Regions from separate parts of the Homo sapiens genome. Here all the other regions are linked to region 3. Evidence: chromatin loops called from intact Hi-C (ENCODE). Cell type or tissue: endothelial cell of umbilical vein. All regions are shown on one strand.

What was found. Hi-C counts contacts between places; a loop is a spot of excess contacts. Peaks named below come from ENCODE experiments on the same cell type or tissue, not always from the same donor. Only the 100,000 strongest peaks of a DNase experiment are listed, where the experiment ranks them.
Region 1: it touches region 3 in a loop (4-fold over the local background); 4 of 110 quality-filtered maps call a loop at or near these places.
Region 2: a loop joins it to region 3, with 6 times the contacts of the local background. A loop is called at or near these places in 3 of 110 quality-filtered maps.

The regions. Positions count from the first base shown.
Region 1 is chr4:42,278,944-42,286,943 of GRCh38, reverse strand. LOC124900697 (a long non-coding RNA gene) reads left to right here. Exons shown (of 2, transcript XR_007058106.1): 2 at 543-1,121. Among named protein-coding and RNA genes, the nearest start is that of SHISA3, 110 kb to the left of the region's middle. RefSeq lists enhancers at 1,233-1,734, 2,551-2,690. In endothelial cell of umbilical vein, CTCF peaks have their summits at 4,760 (motif pointing left) and 6,391 (motif pointing right); a DNase peak (open chromatin) is centred at 4,753; H3K27me3 peaks cover 436 bases.
Region 2 is chr4:42,409,396-42,417,395 of GRCh38, reverse strand. It overlaps ATP8A1 (ATPase phospholipid transporting 8A1), which reads left to right. Exons shown (of 37, transcript NM_006095.2): 36 at 2,678-2,769; 37 at 4,383-8,000. The coding sequence ends at 4,480. Among named protein-coding and RNA genes, the nearest start is that of SHISA3, 16 kb to the right of the region's middle. In endothelial cell of umbilical vein, no CTCF peak of the experiment used is centred here; a DNase peak (open chromatin) is centred at 4,955; H3K27ac peaks cover 2,508 bases.
Region 3 is chr4:42,336,968-42,344,967 of GRCh38, reverse strand. All of the region lies in intron 1 of LOC105374428 (a long non-coding RNA gene), which reads left to right. Among named protein-coding and RNA genes, the nearest start is that of SHISA3, 57 kb to the left of the region's middle. In endothelial cell of umbilical vein, no CTCF peak of the experiment used is centred here; DNase peaks (open chromatin) are centred at 3,237 and 4,807; H3K27ac peaks cover 2,031 bases.

The DNA of each region.
Region 1 (8,000 bases), 58 kb after region 3:
ACCGATCAAACATCAGGAAGCCATTAGGAGATTATTATTGGCTGTACAGAAACCTAAAGAGGTGGCAGTCTTACACTGCTGGGGTCATCAGAAAGGAAAGGAAAAGGAAATAGAAAGGAACCACCAAGTGGATATTGAAGCCAAAAGAGCCACAAGGCAGGCCCTCCATTAGAAATGCTTATAGAAGGATCCCTAGTATGGGGTAATCCCCTCCGGGAAACCAAGCCCCAGTACTCAGCAGGAGAAATAGACACGAGGACATAGTTTCCTCCCCTCAGGATGGCTAGCCACCGAAAAAGGGAAAATACTTTTGCCTGCAGCTAATCAATGGAAATTACTTAAAACCCTTCACCAAACCTTTCACTTGGGCATGGATAGCATCTATCAGATGGCCAATTTATTATTTACTGGACCAGGCCTTTTCAAAACTATCAAGCAGATAGTCAGGGCCTGTGAAATGTGCCAAAGAAATAATCCCCTGCACTTCAAGCCATACATTTCAATCCCTGTATCTTTAACCTCCTGTTGTTTGTCTCTTCCAGACTCAAAGCTGTAAAACTGCAAATGGTTCCTCATATGGAGCCCCAGATGCAGTCCATGACTAAGATCTACCACAGAGCCCTAGACCGGCCTGTTAGCCCATGCTCCGATGTTGATGACATCAAAGGCACACCTTCCGAGGAAATCTCAACTGCACGACCCCTACTAAGCCCCAATTCAGCAGGAAGCAGTTAAGAGCAGTCGTTGGCTAACATCCCCAATAGTATGTGGGTTTTCCTGTTGAGAGGGGGGACTGAGAGACAGGACTAGCTGGATTTCCTAGGCCAACTAAGAATCCCTAAGCCTAGTTGGGAAGGTGACCGCATCCACCTTTAAACACGGGGCTTGCAACTTAGCTCACACCCGACCAATCAGGTAGTAAAGAGAGCTCACTAAAATGCTAATTAGGCAAAAACAAGAGGTAAAGAAATAGCCAATCATCTATCGCCTGAGAGCACAGTGGGGAGGGACAATGATCGGGATATAAACCCAGGCATTCGGGCCGGCAACGGCAACCCCCATTGCGTCCCCTCCCATTGTATGGGAGCTCTGTTTTCATTCTATTAAATCTTGCAACTGCACACTCTTCTGGTCTATGTTTGTTATGGCTCGAGCTGAGCTTTCGCTCGCTGTCCACCACTGCTGTTTGCCGCCATCGCAGACCCACCACTGACTTCCACCTCTGCAGATCTGGCAGGGTGTCCGCTGTGCTCCTGACCCAGCGAGCCACCCATTGCTGCTCCCAATCAGGCTAAAGGCTTGCCATTGTTCCTGCATGGCTAAGAGCCCAGGGTTCGTCCTAATCGAGCTGAACGCTAGTAGCTGGGTTCCACAGTTCTCTTCCGTGACCCACGGCTCCTAATAGAGCTATAACACTCACCACATGGCCCAAGGTTCCATTCATTGGAATCCGTGAGGCCAAGAACCCCCGGTCAGAGAACAAGAAGCTTGCCACCATCTTGGAAGCTCTAAAAACAGAGACACCCCAGTAACAATAGAACAGTCCAGAATTGGTGGAAACAGCAAGGCAAGAATTTGGAAGCAAAGGATTCAGAGATTTAGGGCACAAATTGTCTGTTGATGCTTTCCACTGAAGAGTTTGGAAGAGTCTTTTGCAAGTTCCTGTAACGAACAATCAATCCATTTGCCTCGATAGGCAGGTTCTGGGAAAATAAAGTCATGCTAATGAAGACAGAAGAGTGGTGCAAAGTTCTGCTAATGTAGACAGAAAGCTGTGGATTGTATGGCTGGGTGCAGTGGCTCATGCCTCTAATCCCAGCACTTAGGGAGGCTGAGGCAGGCAGATTACTTGGGGTCAGGGGTTCAAGACCAGCCTGGCCAACATGGTGAAACCCCCATCTCTACTAAAAATCACAAAAATTAGCCAGGCCTGGTGGTGCTGCCTGTAATCCCAGCTACTCAGGAGGCCGAGGCACAAGAATCGCTTGAACCTGGGAGGCGGAGGTTGCAGTTGCAGTGAGCTAGAGCATGCCAGCACCACTGCACTCCAGCCTGGGCAGCAAAGCAAGACTCTGTCTAGAAAAAAGAGAAGAAAAGAAGAGAAGAGGATTATTAAAAGAAAAACTTTAAACAGATTAAATTTAATAGAGTTTATTTGAGCAAAGGATTCGCAAATCATGCAGTCCTCAGAAGCAGAAGAGGTTAGGAGAGCCCCCCTCTGCAAAGCGGGCACTTTGCAGGGAATATTTATAGACAGAAAAATGGAAGTGAGGTACACAAACAGCTGGATTGGTTACATCCTGGCGTTTGCTTAATTTGGACGTGGTCTTTCAGATGGCAGCCTGTGATTGGCAGAAGCTGGACACCCAGCTATTTGCTATAAAATATACTCCTCATTGGATTTTCATTTGTTTACATACTAAGTTAGGTTGCAGTTTATTACTTAGTGATACTCAAGGTATGGGAGGTGGTCTTAGGCCAAATTTAGGATAATTTAATAGGTTCCAGGATTGGTGTTCTGCCTGATAAAAGAAAAACTTCAGTGGAATTAAATTTAAAGGAGTTTAATTGAGCAATGAACAATTAGGCTCAGAGACTCCAGCACAGCCACATGTTGGAGAAGATTTATGGACAGAAAAAGGAAAGTGATGTACAGAAAACGGAAGTGAGGAACAGAAACAGCCGGATTGGTTACAGCTCAGTATTTGCCTTATTTGAACAGGTTCAAACAGTTAGCTACATTTGACTGGCCAAAACTCGGGTGATTGGCACATGTGTAGGCTCTGGTCTGTTTACACTTTCACTTGTTACAGTTCATAATGTACAGAGAAACCTTTAGACCTAACTTAAAATATGTAAGGAGGCAGCTTTAGACTAAACTTGATTTAACAAGGTTGAGCGTCCGGATGGGCAGTTTGGGTTCTCAGGTAGATTAAAAACTTTCTGAACTTCATTCTCAATGGACTTGAACATTCAGACAGCACTACCAGACATCCTCGTGGACGCCTTTCAGCTTCTAAGAACAAACTCTGTGTCTCCAGGGCTAAGGATAGAACAGAATGCTAAGATAACATAAGAAGGGGCACCTCGTTCAGTCTTTAAGAGTTGGGTAAGGCTTCTCAGAGGAAGAAGCACCTATGCCGAGACCTAAAGGATGAAAAACATCAGCCAGGCAAGGAGTGTGCAAGTCAGCCCAGAGGCTGTGTTCTAGGCATAAGGGGCAGCATGGGCCTGGAAATGAGAGAGACAGAGTGTGTGCATTGGAGAGCTGCCTGTCATCCAGGAGGAAGGGCTGAGGTTGTAGGACAGACTGTAACAAGCCTTGTAAGTTGTGTGTGCTAAGGAGTTTGGACATTTTCATGAAGGGCAATGTGGAGCCACTGAAGAGTTTTTAGCAGAAAAGAAAACCATAATCCAATGCACATTTGTAAAGGATCATCCTGGTGCTGGCGAATGATCTGGGGAGGGGCATGACTAGAGGCAGGGAAAGCAGTTATACCATTTACAAGGCTGAAGTCACACTGATTCATATTTATGTTCTTCTCACTTCAGAATCCACACGTTCATGGAGTCATAGAACCTAAGGGTTGAAAAGAACCCTTAAGGCCAGGCACGGTGGCTCACCTCTGTAATCCCAGCACTTTGGGAGACCGAGGCAGGCGGATCACGAGGTCAGTAGATCAAGACCATCCTGACTAACATGGTTAAACCGTCTCTACTAAAAATACAAAAAATTAGCCGGGCGTGGTGGCGGGCGCCTGTAGTCCCAGCTACTCGGGAGGCTGAGGCAGGAGAATGACGTGAACCCAGGAGGCGGAGCTTGCAGTGAGCCGAGACCGCGCCATAGCGCTCCAGCCTGGGCGACAGAGCGAGACTCTGTCTCAAAAAAGGAAAAGAAAAGAACCCTTAAAATCACCCAAACCCATGCCTCCCTTGCAAATTATACCAGCTACTCGAGAGGTTGAGGTGGGAAGATCTCCTGAGCCCAGGAAGCTGAGGTTGCAGACTCAGCCCTCTCTCCCTAATCCTGGGCTGGAAGGGGAGGAAGGGGAGGAAGGGGAGGAAGAGAAGGGCCCAGCGGGGCCAGGCAGGCACCCTGTCACTGGGGGAGGCTGAGAGGCAGAGCAGGTCTTGGGAAACAGCATTCTAGTCCAACCACCCACCCAAGCTGTGATTGACTCCCCTACATGCTGATCTGATCCAAGGAAAACACACGCTTTTCAAAACATAGAGAAATGTGTACCCAGAGTGTGCTTTAACAACTCCAAAGCCAATTATGGTCCATCTGATCTAACCAAAGCTGATTTCCTCAGGTGGCTGAATGAGAGGTCAAATAGCCATTCCCCAGGATTTCCACAGAGCTCAGCCAGAACATGAAGTTCCCGGCATGTCCCCAGGGCCGACAGCTCAACCGCTGAAGAGTAAAGCAGTCAAATCTTTTAATTTCCCTCCTTCTCCTGATAATTATAAATATGACACTGCAGTGAACTACAGCAAACTCCCCTAGAGGTGAGGGTTCACTATTCATTCACAAAGGAAACAAAAAGAAATCCTCCATATTTCACTTTCCCACATGTGCATGATTTTCACTGATGCTGATCAGAAAGAAAAACAAAGAGGCATTATTTGCAGATGAAAAAAATTGCATATCCACATCCATCTATTTATATAAATCCCCTTTCGCTCCCGTGCAGTCTGCGCCATTTGTGGAGAACTGCATTTCACCAGCACTCCATTCATGAAGAATCTACGAGCGCCCTCTAGAGGAATTTTCTCTCTTTCACATCTACACACGGTGAAAAGGGCCAACTAGGGCTGCTCTTGTCCGGGCTGAATTCTGGAAAGCATCAATTTCTCAGGATATATATGCAGCGTTTAAGTACATTTTCTGCGAGAAGCAGATGCATTGGTTTGCAAGTCAGAGCGAAAGCCAGTGCTGCTGTTCAGAGTCAGAGCTGGGCAGGATGAAGTTTAATGAACATTATTAACCATTGAGAAGATGCATTTCTTGCTGAGTAGCCCCCAGGGCAGACGACAGCTCAGTCACCCTGGAAGAATTCAACCAGAAAAAGACCTCACAAACCGACAGTTCTGTGCTAGTGAGAACCATTATTGCCGGGAAGGTGAATCTCTGAAACTACCACAAAACATCCTCACTGCCCTTCCCCTGAGGTTTCACAAACCACAGCAAAAGTCCAGTCAGTACCATTCAGGCCACCAGCAAGCCACGTGACCCCAGGCAAGTCATGTAACTTCTTAAAATGAAGGCTGACGAACTCCTGGAAATTTTGCTTCAGTCGTTATGAGGTCAGGGGTCATACACCTGCAAAATCTTGCTATAAATGCCCTTTGAACTCTTTCTTTTTTGCAAGTATGATGATGAGGGTTGAGAACAACTGGGTTATCCCGAAGTGTGAAAACTCACTTCAAATAGATGAATGATTCATATGTGAGAAGCTCTCATGTATGGGATGACTGGAAGTATGCCTTATCTTGAAGTCATTCATGTCTTCGTGATTTTTTACTTACAGAGTGCCTTTTTTGTTTAAGACACTGAAAATATTTGAAAAGAGATCCCTGGATCCCTGATGATTTGCCTTAATGTAATACTGAGTAAAATCTCATTAAATTGAGTGGAAATGAGTGGGGAAAATGAACCTTGAATTAAATGGGTTTGAACAGTGCAATTTAAAAAATATATATTAGGCATCTAGATAATACGGAGATAACAGTTGCTAAAATTATGTTGACTTCTTGATTTAACAGTGCCGCTTCCTCCGGGTGCAGTGAAATGAGCAGTTTGGGGAGGCAGAAAAACCTGGGGTCAATGCTGCTTCAGGGTACAGATCCCCATCCACAAACCTAAAACCAAAACTTTTTTTTTATTAAAAAGTAAACTTTAATGTCGAAAATGCAAACTTGGGGAAAACAGAAAAGATCACACACAAGGCTGTCACTTCACACTTCCAAGGTTGCACAGTGGTGGGGCAGAGGCGCTCCTCACTTCCCAAACGCTAAAACCGAAACTTTAAAGTTTCCCTAACTCGCCAGGTGGTGGCTCACGCCGGTAATCCCAGGACTTTGGAAAGCCAAAGCAGGAGGATCACTTGAGCACAGCAGTTTGAGACCAGCCTGGGCAGCATAGTGAGACCTCCTCTACAAAAAATTTTAAAACGAGCCAAATGTGATGGTACACGTCTGTAGTCCCAGCTACTCTGGAGGTTGAGGTGGGAAGATCACTTGAGCCCAGGAAGCAGAGGTTGCAGTGAATTGAGTTTGACCACTGCACTCCAGCCTGGGCGACAGAGCAATACCCTATCTCAAAAATAAATAAGTCAATAATTACAAAAATTGAAGTTTCCCTAACTTAACTCAATTTCTGTAGTGAGTCCCCATTCCACTAGGGGGCAGAAAGGTTAGCTGAGTCAATCATGGTTCCTCCTCGTTTCACCATATTGGCACATATTGGCACATATTGGGCTATGTGGGGTCACAGTGTTGCAGACTGGCATCTGACTTGATTTTTTTCTTCTTTGGAAAATGAAAATATTTATTTAGAACCACTCTGGGTTTTCTAATAGGTCAGTAATTTTATTTAATATATGTAATGATAGATAGATCAAAGGTATTTTCAAGTAATGACGACATTTTCTTAATCAGGGATTACTAAGCCCCCCCTAAGATGCTAAAATGTTATGCATTTGCCTAGAACCCTTTTTTGTCAGCAAACTGTGGTCCTGCATTTGGCAGCAGCCGTGATTCAGAGCAAGGCGGACTGGAAGGAGCTGTGGTCTGGATCTTTCCCTCTGCGCTATTCCCCTTCCCAGCTTGTCCTCAGCTGCGCCACCTGAGAAGTCTGGAGGAACATTCGCTGGAGTCTCCACGGTTCCTTCCGGCTGGGGTTCTTCTGCTGTGGCTTGGGCCTCTCCTGAGCTGCAGAGGCTGCCCCAGGCCCCACTGGGAGCCACACCAGCCACGCTCCTCAGGACGTCTCTGCCCTCTAAAACCAGCTGGGCTTTCATTTCCACCCGATCCTAGCCCCTAGCCCACCCCGGAAGGTGAGGCATATGGGCCTCCCTCTCTCAGAGACCCACAATGTCTCCTTGCAGCGGCTCCTTCTGCAGCTTCTCTCACTCTGATGGAGACACTGTCTGTCTGGTCCGGGAGGACTGGGGTGGGGAGTTCGCCTTGCCCTGAGTCATCAAAGTTTTCTATGTTCTGAGACCTCTTTAGAGTTCCTGTAACCACCCTTTCCAGAGGTCATGGATCCACATGACACCAGGGAATTTAAACGCCGCAGAAATTTGGAAGGGTCAAGAGTTACAGGAAATATTGAGTGAAAAGGGTCCATTGCTGTTCTGAAAACTTCCTGTGGACGTTCGGCAAGCTCCTGATTCTCCCTGAGCCTCGGTTGCTTCATCTAGCCAAAGGGAAAATGCTGTCTACCACATAGGGTTGTGGCGAAGGGTAAAGGTTAAACTCCTGGCTCGGAGGCTTATACAATAACCCCCACTCCCAAGGCCCCACTCCTGCTGTCTCTTAGCACTCCTGGATAGAAAAGAAATCAAGAGGGCTGAGTGTCCACAGCAACTGCTCTGGAATAAAGAAAAAAGGCAGTAGGAAAAGTGCATGGACACCCTCCCAGGGGACCCCATGGCTGGCAGAGGAATCTTGGAGATCGAACGTGGGAAGAAGAGGACGCGGGCACACAACCGGGAAAAGTCAAGATGTAGCCCAAGAACAAAAGTGCAAAGTGGCCGGGCCCCCCCACCCATAATGCTTGGGCAGCCACAGGGGCAGGGTTTAGAAGACAGATCATGGCTCCGCAGGCCCACGCACCTGATCTGGAACCTTCGCTTCTGCCATCTGCTGGGCAAAGTCCTAAGACGTGGCTTCTGTGATGTTCTACGCTGGTCCAATTGATTGCATTAGTAAAATCCTGCCATACATTTCACCGTTCCCCTACAGAAACCTGTTTCATTTTAAAATGAAACTTCTCA
Region 2 (8,000 bases), 72 kb before region 3:
AAGAGTTGTGAATAAAATGTGGTTTTAGTGAGAAGGTATCTTTAGTGTTTTTTTTTTTTGTCTTTTCACACTGTTAAGCTGTTCCACTAAAACTGAACTTTTAATATATCTATTAGTGTTAGCATAAATATATTTTATAATGTGCCTTAATAGTAGTATCAGTATCTATAAACATTGATGGCCCAGAATTGCATAGATGTTGAAATGAGTAGTTCCCCAAAGGTGTAAGATAAGACTAGAGAAATACAACTCATCATCACTTATTTATTTAGCAACCTCCTGTGAATGGCATTTATATTCTGAAGGAGGGACTCTGCTCTACAGGACTAAAGCAAGAAGTTCAAAATAGCTAAGGAAAAACAAAACAACAAAAATCTAGTCATTTTCTTAGTAAAGAGGTAGAATGAGAACATTATAAACTAAAACCCATGTGCAGCAACACACATCTCACCTTGCGCTTATGTTGACTAGAAACCAAGGCATCAAAAATACTCCTTACAAAGTACCTTTTGTTTGGTGATGATCTCTGTTCTAGTTGATTTTTTATAATAAATTCTCAGCATCTTGGGGGTAAAGGTGGGAGGGCCCAGCATTTGTTGAGTGCTTCCTAAGTGTCAGTCATTGTGCTGACAGCTCCCTGCATCCTCACAGTCTGCCTGAGAGTTAAGTACTGCCCTCCTGATATATAGGAGATGACAGAGAAAAGCTTGCCTGTGGTGACCCAGCTAATAAGCAGCCAACGCAAAATTAAACCAAAGCCCTACTCCAGAGCCCATGATCTTTCCTGAGTAATGTGCTTCTTTCTTAAGAAAGAGACTTTCTTACTGCTTTGTTTTAATGCTGTACGTTAACTTGATATAAAAGAAGAGCTAATGAGAGCCTTTATATGAACTGTACAAAACGGAATTATGTTACCTTATGTATTTCAGTTGCTGTAATATGAAAGACTAAATTCTCATGTCTGCCTTCTTACCACTTTAATATTGTAATATTAAAGTATTATGCATTTAGGAAGGCCAGCCTGAAACCTGGAAAATGTCTTTTGGGAAGAAGATGCTGCATAATGATACATTGCCATCCTCTAGTCTCCCGTAGTCATTTCGGTTTGAAACACCAAAGACTTTCCAGCACCCCATCCACAAGGCTCTGCTAAGGAAGTCAGACCACCTGCTGCTAAAGCTGCGACTTCCTCAAAGCAGTTACATATTTTAGTGTCCCTCAGGGTCCATGGGTCTGTAATGCTAGATCATTTAAAGAGTAGAGTAAGAAAGCAACTCTGTAAAAATGGCCCTTTCTCATTTCTCATATCTGTTTATTTCACTGACAGAAACAAGTTTTACAACTATTTGCAGAACTGCTGGAGTTTTAGATTAATTAGTTTTCTTGCCTTCATGTAGCTAATTTCCAATGACAATAAAATATGTCCAATAATACCAGTTAACCTCCCTAGACTTTAAAATATATATGTGGAAGATTACTACAAATGTTAACATTTCTAAATATTTTTTCTTCGGTTTTTGCCTAAATGTTTGCATAATTCATTTACACAATGAGTTCATTTTGCAGAGGATCCTTTTTTTGTATATGATATTGTTTCATTTCAGGGTCTTAGAAAAATTGGCAAAATACAGAACTAACATAACACAGCAATTTAACTAAAGCTTTTATAGTGGGAAAAACACAAGATGGAAATTTTTCAGCTGAATCAGTTCCAGTTATTAAAATTGCATAAACATTTGCTGCAACACATATGGATTACTTATTTGTTTCTCATGCCTATTATGTTCTTTAATATCAAAACAATTTTATAAAACAATGAAGAAATGGCATGATTTGGAAGATGGATGATGTCTATAAGTACATTTCAGAATTATTACTCAACTTCACGTATTCAACAAATATTTGAGTTTCTACTGTGTGAGACACTTTTATGGGAAGTTGGGGGAGAAGATGCCTTATTTTTTACAATGTGCTTTTAGAAGTTACATAATTATCTGGATTTGTATCTGAGGAGACAACTATTCTAAACACTTCCTGAAAAATACTTTCCTTGTTATTTCACCTACCATAATTATTTTTCTGAAAATAGTTTATTTTAAAATAAAATTAAGGAACACATGTCATACCATATTAGTGGTAGTGAACTTCTAGTTAAAAAGTCTATGAAATGTCTTCTTTGTGTAATGTTAGTTAATATTTACTTTAATATTTTTAACTAAAAAATAGTTTATACCAAAACGTGCCAAATGTGAAAAAAATAGTAATAACTAATTTTTTATTCTAAAAATTGCCATGCTTAGAATATATGTAGTCAGTTTTTAAAAGTGAATAACACTACTGTTGTTTTGTATTTTTTTATTTTAATTGTGTTATACTGGCTCTGTGTTGCCATTTGACTTAAATATAACTGAGTGGGGGGTGGTGAGGAGATCCTACTTTTTACTGGGAGAAGGATTATTGGGGACCAAACTCCTTAGGGAGAAAATGGCCTCAAAAGTCTGTCTAAATACTTGAAATTTCATTCGCTATCTGAGAAAATGTGTAAAAAGAATCACTAGGCTACGGATTTCTCGAGCAATCTTTTGTTTAAGTCTAACTCTCTTTGGTGGTCCTGTGGGCACACTGGGGTCTCTGCCGAGTTGATAATTCATTTCACACATTTGCACCTGCTCTGCAGCCTGACCGAGAGGGCGCAACTGCTCAAGAACGTCTTTAAGAAGAACCACGTGAACTTGTACCGCTCTGAATCCTTGCAACAAAATCTGCTCCGTGAGTATTTGAGTTTCTTATTTTTAAATAAATTCTCTGCCATTGCTGTATCATAGCATTTATACAGTATCCTGACTTTAGGGATATTTATTTAAAACTAATGTCTAAAATAAGTTTTGCATATTTGTAACCTGTAAATAACAGAAAATCCATTGGTCAGAACCATTTCACTTTCAACAGAAGAGATAGTTAATTTTAAAATCTTGCTGTTTCACTTAAAGAAAAACAGTATTTCCACATTCCTTGCTTCCTCAAATCTTTTTCTTTAAAGCCAGTAAATCTTAATTCTTAAAAGCTGCCCCTGTCTTGTTATCTTTTCTACTTGAATAACTTTGCAAGAGCCTTTCAGCTTTCATACAACACAAGGAAGCATATATTTTCCCCTTCAGAAATATTTATGAATATTTAGAGTTGTAAGACATTATTAGATATTGTGCCCTCTTAACATTTCAAGATCTAAAAAAGAATATAAAATGTAAAGCCCTGTAGTAAATGTATTTGTGTGAGTAATATATCTTTTGTTTCATGTTGTTTCCACTTATAATTTATTTTCACTTACGTATACTCATGTCTAATGCTTTTGCTCTTTATACTTCAAGAGGCCTTTTCTAAAGATGTGATCCCCTTGGGGGCCATTCCTTATGCCCATGCCATGTCGGGGCGTGAGTGAGTTTATTTGTGATGCTGAGAGCCAAGGGGAATGTCCTCTGAAGGAAGGAGACCACTTGCCACCATGAGCAGCTATTTGTGTTTATCTCCTCCTCCTCGCCTTTTTAAATTGACAAACAATAATTGTCTATATTTATGGAGTACAAGGTGATGTTTTGATGTACAGTTGGCCCTTTCTATCAGTGGGTTCCACATCTGTGGATTCAGCCCGCTGTGAGTCAAGTATATTCAAGGGGGAAAAAAAAATTCACAAAATTCCTAAAAGCAAAACTTGAACTTGCCATGGACGAAATACTACATTGAATCCACTAGAATGAACTGATGTGAGGGCATTGTATTAAGTATTATAAGTAATCTAGAAATGATTTTAAGTCTACGAGAGAATGTGTGTAGGTTATATGCAAATACTGTGCCATTTTATATAAAGGATTTAAGCATCCGTGGATTTTGATATTTAAGGGGGTCCCTGAAGCCATTCCCACAGATACCAAGGGACCGTACATGGTGGGATGGTTGAATCAATTACATTATTCACCACCTCACCTACATATCACTTTTCCTTTCCTCTCATCCACCTGACCTATGTGGAAATATGTGAGCCCACTTGACTCAACTCCCTCACCCCCTCCAGAATTGGGGAAGCAAAAATTAGAAGAGTTGGAGTTGACTTACGGGACAGAGGATTTAGGGGAATTGAGGGTGCCTACTCAGTCTTCTAGAGAGAAGAATACCTAGAATCTAAACTGGCAACCTAAGATCATCCCACTCTTTATTTTGAAGTTAAGTCTGTATCTTTTCTAGGCATTAAAAATCAGTGTCTCCATGCTTTTGAATGTGGGAAGGCTGCATTTGTTCCCCAGGCTAGAAAATGAATACCCAAAAGTCAGAATAACGGTGGTTTCCAGTGCCTTTGTGAGAATTTCTGTTTTATCATTAACCTACAGATGGGTATGCGTTCTCTCAAGATGAAAATGGAATCGTTTCACAGTCTGAAGTGATAAGAGCATATGATACCACGAAACAGAGGCCCGACGAATGGTGATGGGGAGAGCCTGAAAGGCAGGCTCTGTTACCTCTCTAAGGAGAGCTACCAGGTTGTCACCGCAGTCTGCTAACCAATTCCAGTCTGGTCCATGAAGAGGAAAGGTAGATCTGAGCTCATCTCGCTGATGGACATTCAGATTCATGTATATTATAGACATAAGCACTGTGCAACTGTACTGTAACACCATCTCTTTTGGATTTTTTTAAGGTATTTGCTAAGTCTTTGTAAACGGAAATTGAAAATGACCTGGTATCTTGCCAGAGGGCTTTCTTAAACGGAGAATAAGTCAGTATTCTTATGCCATTACTGTGGGGCTGTAACTGACTGTCAGTTTATTGGCTGTACCACAAGGTAACCAACCATTAAAAAACTCTAAATGATATTTAGTTAAAGGGACTCTTGGTATCCAGACTTAGATTTCAGGATATGCTGAAACAAACCAGCATTCTTAAGGAACTGACTCACCTTCCTGAGCAAAATTTCTAAACAAGCATTTGTGTCCAAAATTGTCTTGATAAATGTTTGCCAAAGAGGTTCAGTAAGTGTTTTTCTAGTTCAGTAGTCATATGCCCAGAAATGTAAGAGAAAGTTTACTTCCAGTTCCGCTGTAAGATCTGCATGCCTGACTTTCCAAATGTAAGAGTGATTTACAAAAATGAATATTTCAAGGCATTTGCTACTAAAATCGGTGATGTTGCACCTTTGGCCTTACAAATGCTTCTTTGTTGTTTGTCGTGTTTATTTGTTAGAGGACACACGTGTTAATGTGACTCTGTTGTTATGACACTGATTTTTCAAACTATGTATGTTTCAGGTATTTCTGATGAAGTTTCATCATCATTTAGATTTTTCTAAAAATCTGGCTAATGCAGTAGATTGAGTGATGTCATTTTGTCTTAAAGTTTTTCCTCTTAAGAAACATATGCTACGTATTTACGTGGGATTTCCAAAGCTTCTGTTGCAATATTTGGAATAACATGTCAGATAAATGCATGGGCTTTTGTCCTGTGTTCCAGTTCCCACTAGAGATGCCTGTGTCTTGTGTAGCACACCCAGTGTTATGGTGACTGCCCCCTATACTGAAGACTGAAAATTATTTCACAGTTCACTCATCAAATAGTTCCCAAAATTCGTCACATGCTGCTTATTGGGACAAATAGGTAGTACATTTTCCCCATTTAAAAAATGCGGATTTTACTCAGGCCGGTAACTTTACAGTCAGAGGACACGTTCATCATGAGTAGCTTTTGTTAGTATGTTTTAAAATGTATCTTCAGTTCAATTATTTTCAGCATTTACAAGACATCTGAAAATGGCTATTTTGCTACCAACAGTAAATGAAGGGGCTGTTTAAAAACCACAACCAGTTTTCTACACTATTTTTTAAATAATACTTTCATTTGAAAAAAAGGAATTAGTTTTCAGATACACTTCAGAGATTGAAGCAAACTATTTGCCTTTTACTCAAAAGCCTGCTTGCCTTTACATGGACTTACCAGCAAAATAGGTAGAACTTTCTCTTTTAAAAAAAGTCAACTAGAATTGAGAAGAGGTGATTTTTTTTCAGATCGCTTCTCGAGTTTAATATTTTCACATTCTTTTCACCCTTTTTCTCAATCTAGATTTAAAATTAGGATATATGTCATTTCCTTGTCTGTATTTGTAGCTCCTTAGTTACCAGTATGCCTCTCCATTTTCTACAAATAAGAGGTTATAACACATATACATAATTCTAACCTTAAGGGAACACACGTTTACATACTTTACTTCCCAAGCCCTTCCTGTTTGGGGTACAGATTGAGAGAGTCATGAATCAACACATCTAGCAAGACCACAGGTGTAAGAGTCTAAGATCGTCTTCAAAATTCTGAAGTCCCAGTCTTTACCTGTCCAGTGAATGAATATTCAGAGCAGCTTTTCCTGGGCTTCCCAGTGGTGATAGCTGAGGTCAAACCACAAAAAATAAGAAAGCAAGAGTGAAATGCACCCCTCCAGAGAAACACTTTGTAGTGTTTAATTCTGTTAATAGAGAAGAGCTGCTTCTGTTTGCGCTCACTTCATCAGTGGCACCCTTCTGCAGAATTTTAATATAAAAACATTATGGATATAATAGAACTGGATTTTCTGACTTAAAAATGTAAGTTTTATTTTAATCTTGAAACGTGGATTGTTTCTGTGGAGCTCTTAAACATGAGAAGAATACTTACGGTTGATAATGTGTAACATGATCTGAAATGTGACTAATTTGAGCCTCTTTGTCCCATCGTCCTGTTTTTGAATTATTGACATTGTCAGTCTCTTTGCTTCCTGGGTGAGACTTGGGGTTTGAGGGACAGGGAATGACCTTCTTGGTGAAACTTAAAATATAACATTGCAATTGCAGTGACTTTACAGTGTTAAATTAGAGAAAATAGTCTGATTTTTTAAACCTTCCTTAACTGGAAAAAAGTCACATGGTTTTACCAGGATTGAAATAAACAGTCAATGTGACTTTTAACATGTGTTTTTTTGAAATAAAGGGCACGTACTCTTCAATTAAAAAGTTCCTTATAGGGACTCTGGCAAATGCTAACACAGTTGCTTTACAATGTTTACAATTCAGACAATACGACTTATAATAGAAAATCCTCATTCATTTAGCATTGAAAAGCTGGAAGTTGCTTCTTTAATGTTGAATAGTATACAGTGGTATTGAGCATGGACTTTCTAAATGTTTTATATATACATATAAAAATATATTGGTGTCTCACACCCAGAAAGATGTTATATTGTAGATATTATTAGGAAAACAGTGTTTCTCAGGAACGTTGTAAATTTTAAATGATATATGTACTTCCCGTCCTCCCACCTCCACTCTGTGCTCTAATGTGAGACTGCTTCAGCAGTGTTGCTAAGTTAATGGAAAACTTTTTCTAATCAAGTCAGGTGAATGTGTATTCTGCTAAATAATGTTAGCCATTTACATGAATTGTATGGTCATTAAATGGAATCAGTGATTCCTCTTTAATTTCCAGAGGGGAAATGAATTATGGAAATCAGTCAGCATTCTGATCATTAAATTTTATACTTTAATTTTGCCGTTCAGCATTCTAAATATCCAATGTGAAAGTCACATGATAATTTGTTTTGCATTGCGTGCACTGTACAACACTTACAACTTGTCATTTAAAATGTTTTCTCGGGAAATGAATGCTAGTCAGAAAGTAATAGATTGTATTATTCATAGTTTTAAAATTATGACAATGTCATAATTACTACAAAGCTAAATAATCGTGTTTATTTTTGTGCAGTTGCCCTTTGATAGTTCCTGGTTTTAAAACCTATTAAGTGTATAATCTTACAAATAGTCATCTACAAAATTTATGGAGAAAGTGCCCAGCCCATTCACATCACATGGACCAGGAATTCTTTTGTAAATGACTTAAGGTAACATCATGCAGTTCAGTGCCTAATAAATGCTTTTTAATGATGAACATTTCTATAATGACTCGTAAGATACCATAGTCTGATTTTTCTC
Region 3 (8,000 bases):
TTCTACGAGAATGCACTTCCAGGAAATGCATTCTTCTATCCTGATGTGAGTGTGAACCTCTGGTTAAAGCTGCCCCCCCTGTAACATGGAGGGTATTGGGGGTGAGGGGTGGAAAGCAGTCTGGGCACCATTCCCTTAATTTTCCAGAACATTCCCTGATTCCAGAATATCATTATCTTCCTGTTGCCCATCCATGACACTTTAATGAATTTGAAGACAATTAAATTAAGTCTCTGTGCATTCAACTATGATTCCTCAAGTAACAAAGATGAAAATGAGGATCCGGTTTAGATATCTATGACCTAAAACTTGTTTATCTTACCCCCCCACCTTTGAAAACTTATCCATCCCTGTTGGGATACCATAAAGAACTCTCTGTGTCTAGTAACACCTGGAAATCCCCACGACTGTAAACTAAGTGTATTTTGGAGTGTATTAATCTCTGCTAAAGGAGCCCTTCCACCCAGCCTCCTTCTCTGAACCCCCTGCCGCCCACACAGGCGCAGGTCTCACTGGGAACCCTCAGCGAAATGAGAGCCCGGCAAACCAGTCGTTGCTGCCCGCCCAGGGAAAACACCAGGTGCAGAGTCCAGTGCAAAATGTGAACTGGGAAAACACTTATAAATCAAGCAGGTCCCCAGGAGTAAAAGTACAAGTTAGCAAAAAATAACAACAAAGTGGCCATGAAATGTTAAATCAGACCAACCCAACAGCAAGCTAATTACAGTGGCCCTTACAGAAAGCCCAGAAGTGAAGACTGAAATGATAAACTAAGAAAAAACTAGAGAAGCATTCTCACCTCCCACATCCTGCTACTTTTTATATTTTAAGAGTATTGGCCCTATGTGATATATGTTACAAATGTTTTTTTTTCCCAATTGTCAGTTATCTTATGACTTTGCCATTATTTTTTTTTAATTTCCCATGCAAATAGGTCTTACTTTTAGGTGGTTCAAATGATCGGTTTTTTGTTGCATCTGGATTTTGAGTTGTATTTAGATAGCATCTCCCCACATCTCTGCTATAAAGTCACCCGTATTTTCTCCTAACACTGGTGGATTTCATTATTTCCTTCTTCTTCCTCTTCTTCTTCGAGACAGGGTCTTGCTCTGTGGCTCAGGCTGGAGTGCAGTGGCATGCTCGTTGCAGCCGTGATCTCCCAGGCTCAAGCAATTCTCCCACCTCAGCCTCTCGAGTAGCTGGGTCTACAGGCATGCATCGCGCCTGGCTAATTTTGTTTTTATTTTTTTTTTAAATAGAGACGAGGTCTCCCTATGTTGCCCAGGCTGGTCTTAAACTTCTGAGCTGAAGCAATCATCCCTCCTTGGCCTCCCAAAGTGCTGGGATTACAGGCGTGAGCCATCACACCTGGCCAGGTTTCATTTTGGATCCATGTGGAGTTTATTCTTGTATATGGTTGTCTAGTGGTCCCCACACCATTTGTTTAAAAGTCAATTTTTGCCTCAGTGATTGTAGATACCACCTTTGTCATGTACTAAATTTCCACACATATGTGGGTCTATTCCTGGGCTTTCTGTTCTATTTTGTTGGTCTGAATGTGTATGCATGTGCCAGAACGACACCTTGAATTACAGAAGTTTTATATCGTACATTATAATAGATGTTAGGTAGCATTTTTTTTTCCCCTGTGTTTCCCCAAATATTCTTGCATGCTTTTTAGATTTTGTTTTGTTTTGCTCTATGAACTTTAATATCAGCTTGTCTGGCTCCAGAAAAAGGCTTATTTGTATTTTTGCTGGGATCACATTAACTTGGGAAGAACTGATATCTTTATGATATTTATGATACTAAGTCATTCTATCAAGACAGGGATATGTTCCTGAACATCTTTCCATATGTTCGAGTCTATTTTTGTGCCTTTCAGAGTGTTTTAAAGTTTGTTTTTTTCCCTATATAAAACGTACATATTTATTGTTAATTTTACTCTTAAGTATTGCGTCTTTTTTGTTGCTGCATCCTATTACTTTTTGAAGCCAAGCTGATCTCAGCACTTGATTTCTGGTTCTATTTAAAGAGTAATATATTCTTTTCCACCTTCATTTTGGTTTCCTTTTACCCAATCCACTAGTCTCTTTGTCAGGCTTTGAGGGTATCTATACTGACCACTTTGGAAGAACAAGAGACAATATTAAGTCCAGGGTTTAAGACAGATGACATAAGACAGTGGCGAATAAGGTCTTTGGATCTTAGCAAGAAAAAAATTTGCATGTGTCTGGGGGCAAAGATAAGAAGTTGTAGGACTCACATATTTTAAAGTCCGCTTTTCTCAGTCAAGTAAACTCTATCAATCATTATGCCATCTTGGACAATCTTCCAAATCTTCTTTCCTCTTCTTGGTCTGATATAATACAGTATACTTATGAGTAATAGTATTGAGTTGATTAATCTCTACTATAAATTCTCCTTTCCTAATATTTTCCTAATACTTTCATAATCCAAACTCCATGTGGCCACAAGAATCTCTGACAGATAGTTGTCTCCAAGGCTATCTGTGCAGCCAAGTTAGAGGCGGGCCCCATGAACGAGATCCACAGCGGGATCCACATCTCCAATTGTACATTTCTGTCTGATTTCAGACTCGGGGTATTTAGCTAGTTTTCTCAGGTGGTTGGTACATGGTCCTGCTGAGACCAAGACCACTGGTTGGATTTTACCGAAAACCAGCCAGCTCTCCTTTCCCAATGCCTCTCTTCCAATAGCACTTTAATCCCTCAGACCCAAAGAGGAACGAGTGAGAAATCTAGTCAGGTCATGGGAAATGCAATGCTGAATAGCAACTGGAAACTTTAAGCCTTTGGCAGGAATGAGAAGAAAGACCCCTACTGGGTCCTTTCCTGTAATACCTCTTTCTCCACCACTTTCACTGTTGAACTTCTAAACACCCCTCAAGGTCAAGCTTAACCGTCACCTTCGATACATAATTTTTCATGAGAGCCCTCTACCTCTTAAAAAAGTAATCGCTCTCTCATCTGTTTTCCTACTAAATTTTAAACATGTTTCTATTATCATTTTAATCATATTTTATTACTGTTCCATCATTAATTGTTTATATCTCTGTCTACCAACTACGCTTCAGATTCCTGGAGGGCAGAACTATGTTTCATTCATCTCAGCACCCTCAAGATCTAGCAATTTAATTGAGTTAAATTGACCAGAGGAAGAGATTTGAACTTTTTTTTCTATTCACTGTTTGAGATCTATTAGTCATAGCCTCAGCGGGAAGCAGTGATATAAATATTAGCTGGCTCACATTTATCCCAAGATACCCTAGCTAGAGCTCCCTTGTGAAAGTATGGAATGTCCTCCATACACTACCTCCCTTTCAGCCTATTAATGAACCTTTTTTTTCTTTATTTCTTTTTTTTTTTTTTTTTTTTTTGAGATGGAGTCTGGCTCTGTCACCCAGGCTGGAGTGCAATGGCACGATCTCGGCTCACTGCAACCTCCGCCTCCTGGGTTCAAGCAATTCTCCTGCCTCAGCCTCCCGAGTAGCTGGGATTACAGGCACCCGCCACCACGCCCAGCTAATTTTTTGTATTTTTAGTAGAGACGGGGTTTCACCATGTTAGCCAGGATGGTCTTGATCTCCTGACCTCATGATCTGCCTGCCTCAGCCTCCCAAAGTGCTGGGATTACAGGCATGAGCCACAGCACCCGGCCAATGAACTCTTAATTAGTACAATGGGAATTGTTTTAAGGATTAAATAAGAAGATGCAACTAAGGCACTTATTGGTGAAATATTAGTAATTTTATTACTACACAGACTGATGAGAAAATTTGGATGACAAATAGTAGAGCTACCAAGTCAAGAGCATTCCCTTAATGGATTGTTATGTGATCCAACAATAGCTCTCCAGCTTTTTTCTACCACTACATATAGATAAGTGATAGCACATGTGGTACATGCTCCCAGGGTCACTTCTATGGACTGGTATATGGATTCATGCAGCTTATGGGCAAATTGTGGTGCATTTGCTGGACCGCCCTATCTCCTTTACCTCTATCTCAAGAAAGCACACTGGAATGTCTGTGAGTAAGAATGGCATAATTATAAAAACAGCACATCTACTCTTGTTAGTTTTGTTTTTAATAAAAAACATTTTTTCATTGTTACGAATGAAAACTCAATTCTTCATTATTACTAATAAATCACTCTAGCTTACCTCTGTTTTGGCACAGTGGTGTTTTGTAAAACTCAGTTGCTAAGATCCACTATTGTAGACCATGGGGTTCTAAAGCTGACCACTGTCGCACTATGAAATGCTTGCAAACTTTCTACTCACCATAATGATTATGAAACATGAGCTCCGTCAAATGTGCCATCAGGATATTCTCATAGGTAGACATGACACAGGATGAAGCTGAACTGTGCCATAAGGATTTTAAAGCTCAGGGTCCTGGCAGGAAAGAGATGGCAAATTCAAAAGGAGAAATTAAAGAGAGTTTGAGAAAAGGACAATTTACAAAGGTTTGGTGAGGTTTAAGGGAAATCAACAAGGGATGGTAAAGCACCCAGGGGCCAGCACCACCCAGAAGCTGCTGCTAAGCACGAAGGGAAGGGCCAGGAGTCAGTCGCTGGAGCCCAGAGAGAATTGCAGCTGTTGGAAAAGGCTGTCTACAGGATAAAGCCGCTGACAAGCCCCAGCCCAGCATGTAGTGAGCCAGGGGAATAATATGTCAAGGCCCTTCCGTTTCTCCTGCCCATGGCTCCCACTGGCCAAACCGAACTGGAATTTAGAGGCAGAGGCCTAGATGCAGTTCAGAATGGCCAGTCTTCTTGGACAGAGGGCAGAGTGAGAGATGTAAAGTGTATCTGGAGAGACAAGCAGAAAACATCCAGCACCGATGTCAGCCAGCTGTTTTCTTCTTGATACCGTGTTGTGAATTCTATCCTATCTTTTAGATGTACTGGACAAGGTTTGAGTCATTTCCTATTTGGTGGAAAAGAGAAAGCTCTTTTTTTTTTAATCAGCTAAAGCTAGAAACAACTAGACTCACAGAGGTCCAACTAAACTCTAGAACTACACAGCTTCATCTCAAACCTAAATAGAAAGAGATTTCAGTCATGCCTTCCCCAGGCCATTTTAATTCACTTTCTTGGGAAAATTCTGAATGTCTCAGTCTCTTTATCTTCATTTTCAGATTATCAATTGGACAGAAGGTAAAGATAAAACTTAACAGAATTTAAACTGACGGGGAGTGAAAAAAACTTGAAAAAGAGCAGAAATATTAGAAGGGGATTTTTTTCCCACCCTCTTCCTTTTAAATTCTTGTCGTGCATATTCAAGAGAATTTTGATGGTTGACAGAACTAGAAGTCCTGTGTGTTCACTTTGATGATGCCTCTCCTGCTCCAGCTGGAATTTCTCCTGGAGAAAGGAGCAGAGGTCGGAATGACCTCTCCCTCCTTGCTGGGCAGGTAGGGGCTCCATTTGCATTCAAAGCTAGCTCAGTTGAAAGTGTTCTTGAGAACACCAAATATTTACTCTTTTTAAAATTACGTTTTTATTAGGCTGGGTGCAGTGGCTCATGCATGTAATTCCAGCACTTTTAGAGGTGCAGGTGGGAGGATCGCTTGAGGCCAGGGGTTTGAGACCATCCTCGACAACATAGCAAGACCCCATCTCTACAAAATAAAAATTAGCAGTGCGTGGTGACACGTGCCTGTAATCCAAGTTCCTGAGGCAGGAGGATCACTTGAGCCCAGGAGTTCAAGGCTGCAATGAGCTGTGATCACGCCACTGCACTCCAGCCTGGGCAACAGAGAAAGACCCTATCTCTAAAAAATAAATAAATAAATAAAATTACTTTTTATTAATTGTTGAAATAATGTGTACATGTTAATTATATGTAATTTCTGTAATTTGGAAAACACAAAAATATATAAAGAAAATGGAAGCAGTGAATATTCTTACCACACAGTGGTAACAATCTTTAATGTTATATTCTCTTCACTCTTTCTATATGTAGATTTCCTAGGTAGGCTTTCCACACTGTGTGCAGTTTTGCATCTTCCTTTATTATAACTAACATTATAGAACAAGATTCTCCATGTTATTAAATACAGTTCAAAATAATAAAATGTAAACACTGTATAACATGTTAAATATAAATAACTATATCCCAAGTTATTTAATTATTCCCCTATTATTGAACATTTAGGTTTTTCCCATCTTCTTTATGATAAATAAGATTGCAATGAACATCTTCATTCACTCATGACTTTTAGAATCTATGATGAATTTCTTAGAACAAATTTCTAGAAGCAGAGTTACAAAGTTAAAGTTTTACTTTAGATCTGGCCAAAGTCACTATCCAAAAAGATTATACCAATTTACATTCCCACCCACAGGGTAGAAGAGTGCCTATTTTTACAGAACCTAGCTGACACTGAGTGTTGGAATTTACTTTTATCCCCATCGATGGCGTTTTGTTGTTGTTTTCGCTGACATTACTTTGTTCAGCGAAGCTGAATATCTTTTTCACACATGTAGGCCCTTGAACTCCCTTCCTTGTGAGTTCTCTGTTTCTGCAGTTTGGCAGCTAAGTTTTCTTCCAAACTTTTGTTCCTCTCCTGAGGATCACAAAACTTTGTACAACTTTATTCCAATTCATTGAGTGTTTTCAGATGGTTGGTTGCTTTTAACAGAGTGAGTTGATTCCAAAAATGTCATTTCAGTTGGTTTTTGACAGAGAGGGCCTATATGTTCAGTTGAAGGCTGCCCAGACTGTTTTCCAAAACCATAACTAAAGTTATCTTAATTGTCTCTCTGAATATATTAAAATACACAGTAGCCTACAGTTTTCAGTCCATAAATCCACAGCTCTTGGAAACAACTTTCTTTTGTGGGCCTCTCTAGGCCTAATTAGGACTATATGATCCTTTTTAGGTACTGGGAAGAGTGAGAAAAAAGAGTTTGGTCAAGCACAGGCCTTTTGACATGCATTTTCAACTTGATGTGAAGCCCAGAAATGTTACTACGAGTGTGTCCTTGAGTGCCTGTGTGCTCTCCCACTGTTTCTATGGTAGGTGATGATGAGATTATTTCTATGCTTGGGCACACCTTGCTGTGGCTACTAGAAGTTAGTGATCCCAAAGGAGAGACCAGGGAAGCCAAAGGGATTTAAGGACACAGAATCATTTTCCATTGCAAGTTGACCAATAATCTCAAGTAGTATTTGTGCAGTGCTTTCCGTTTTACAAGCACTTCCTTATACATAATCTCATTTAATATAACAACCACATGGGTTGTTTAACACCGTCACCTCTGGTTTGCAGGGATGATTAAATGACTGGCTCAAAGTCACATAGCTAATAACTGGCAGTGCTCAAACTCCTGGTTTCCGTCAGTAAACGTGACTTCAACTCTATTCTCCTGTCACCCTGGTACTTTGTTTCCTGAGTTTTAGAAATGTAATAGGATCATGGAACTAGAATTTTAAAAAAAGAACAGCAGCAACAACAAAAGTAGAAGGTGCAACAACAAAAGCAGAAGGTACAACAAAGCTGCTCATCATCTTACTCAGTGGTCCGGAGTAAAGAAATAAGGGAGATGTTGTGTAATCTGTTCAATGAACAGTTGCATTCTTGGTCTTTGCATATGCCTCACATTGTGGGCTTATCTCTGAGTGATCATATTCCCTGTGTCCTGTTGGAGACAGTGCTTTTTTTCCTGTCAATCCAGCTTGGGCTTTTACAGTGTTACAGTCATTGTTGACTCTACAAGATGCTGTAAGCTCTACACAGGCCATTGTGTGCAGGTAGACGGCTAGATGAGAAGACCTGAGTAGCCACATTGCGGTGAAATGTGCTGCTTCTCCTGGAAGAGTCTGCTAGGAATTTCAAATGTAAAAGTGCATTTTTCCTACACTTGGCGCCAATGGTGGCCCCAGTGGTGGATTTGGAAGTTATCTTTCACAACTTGACCATGTTCACCGGGGACTTGGATGCTGAATGGTGAGTGAAGATAGGCAGCATT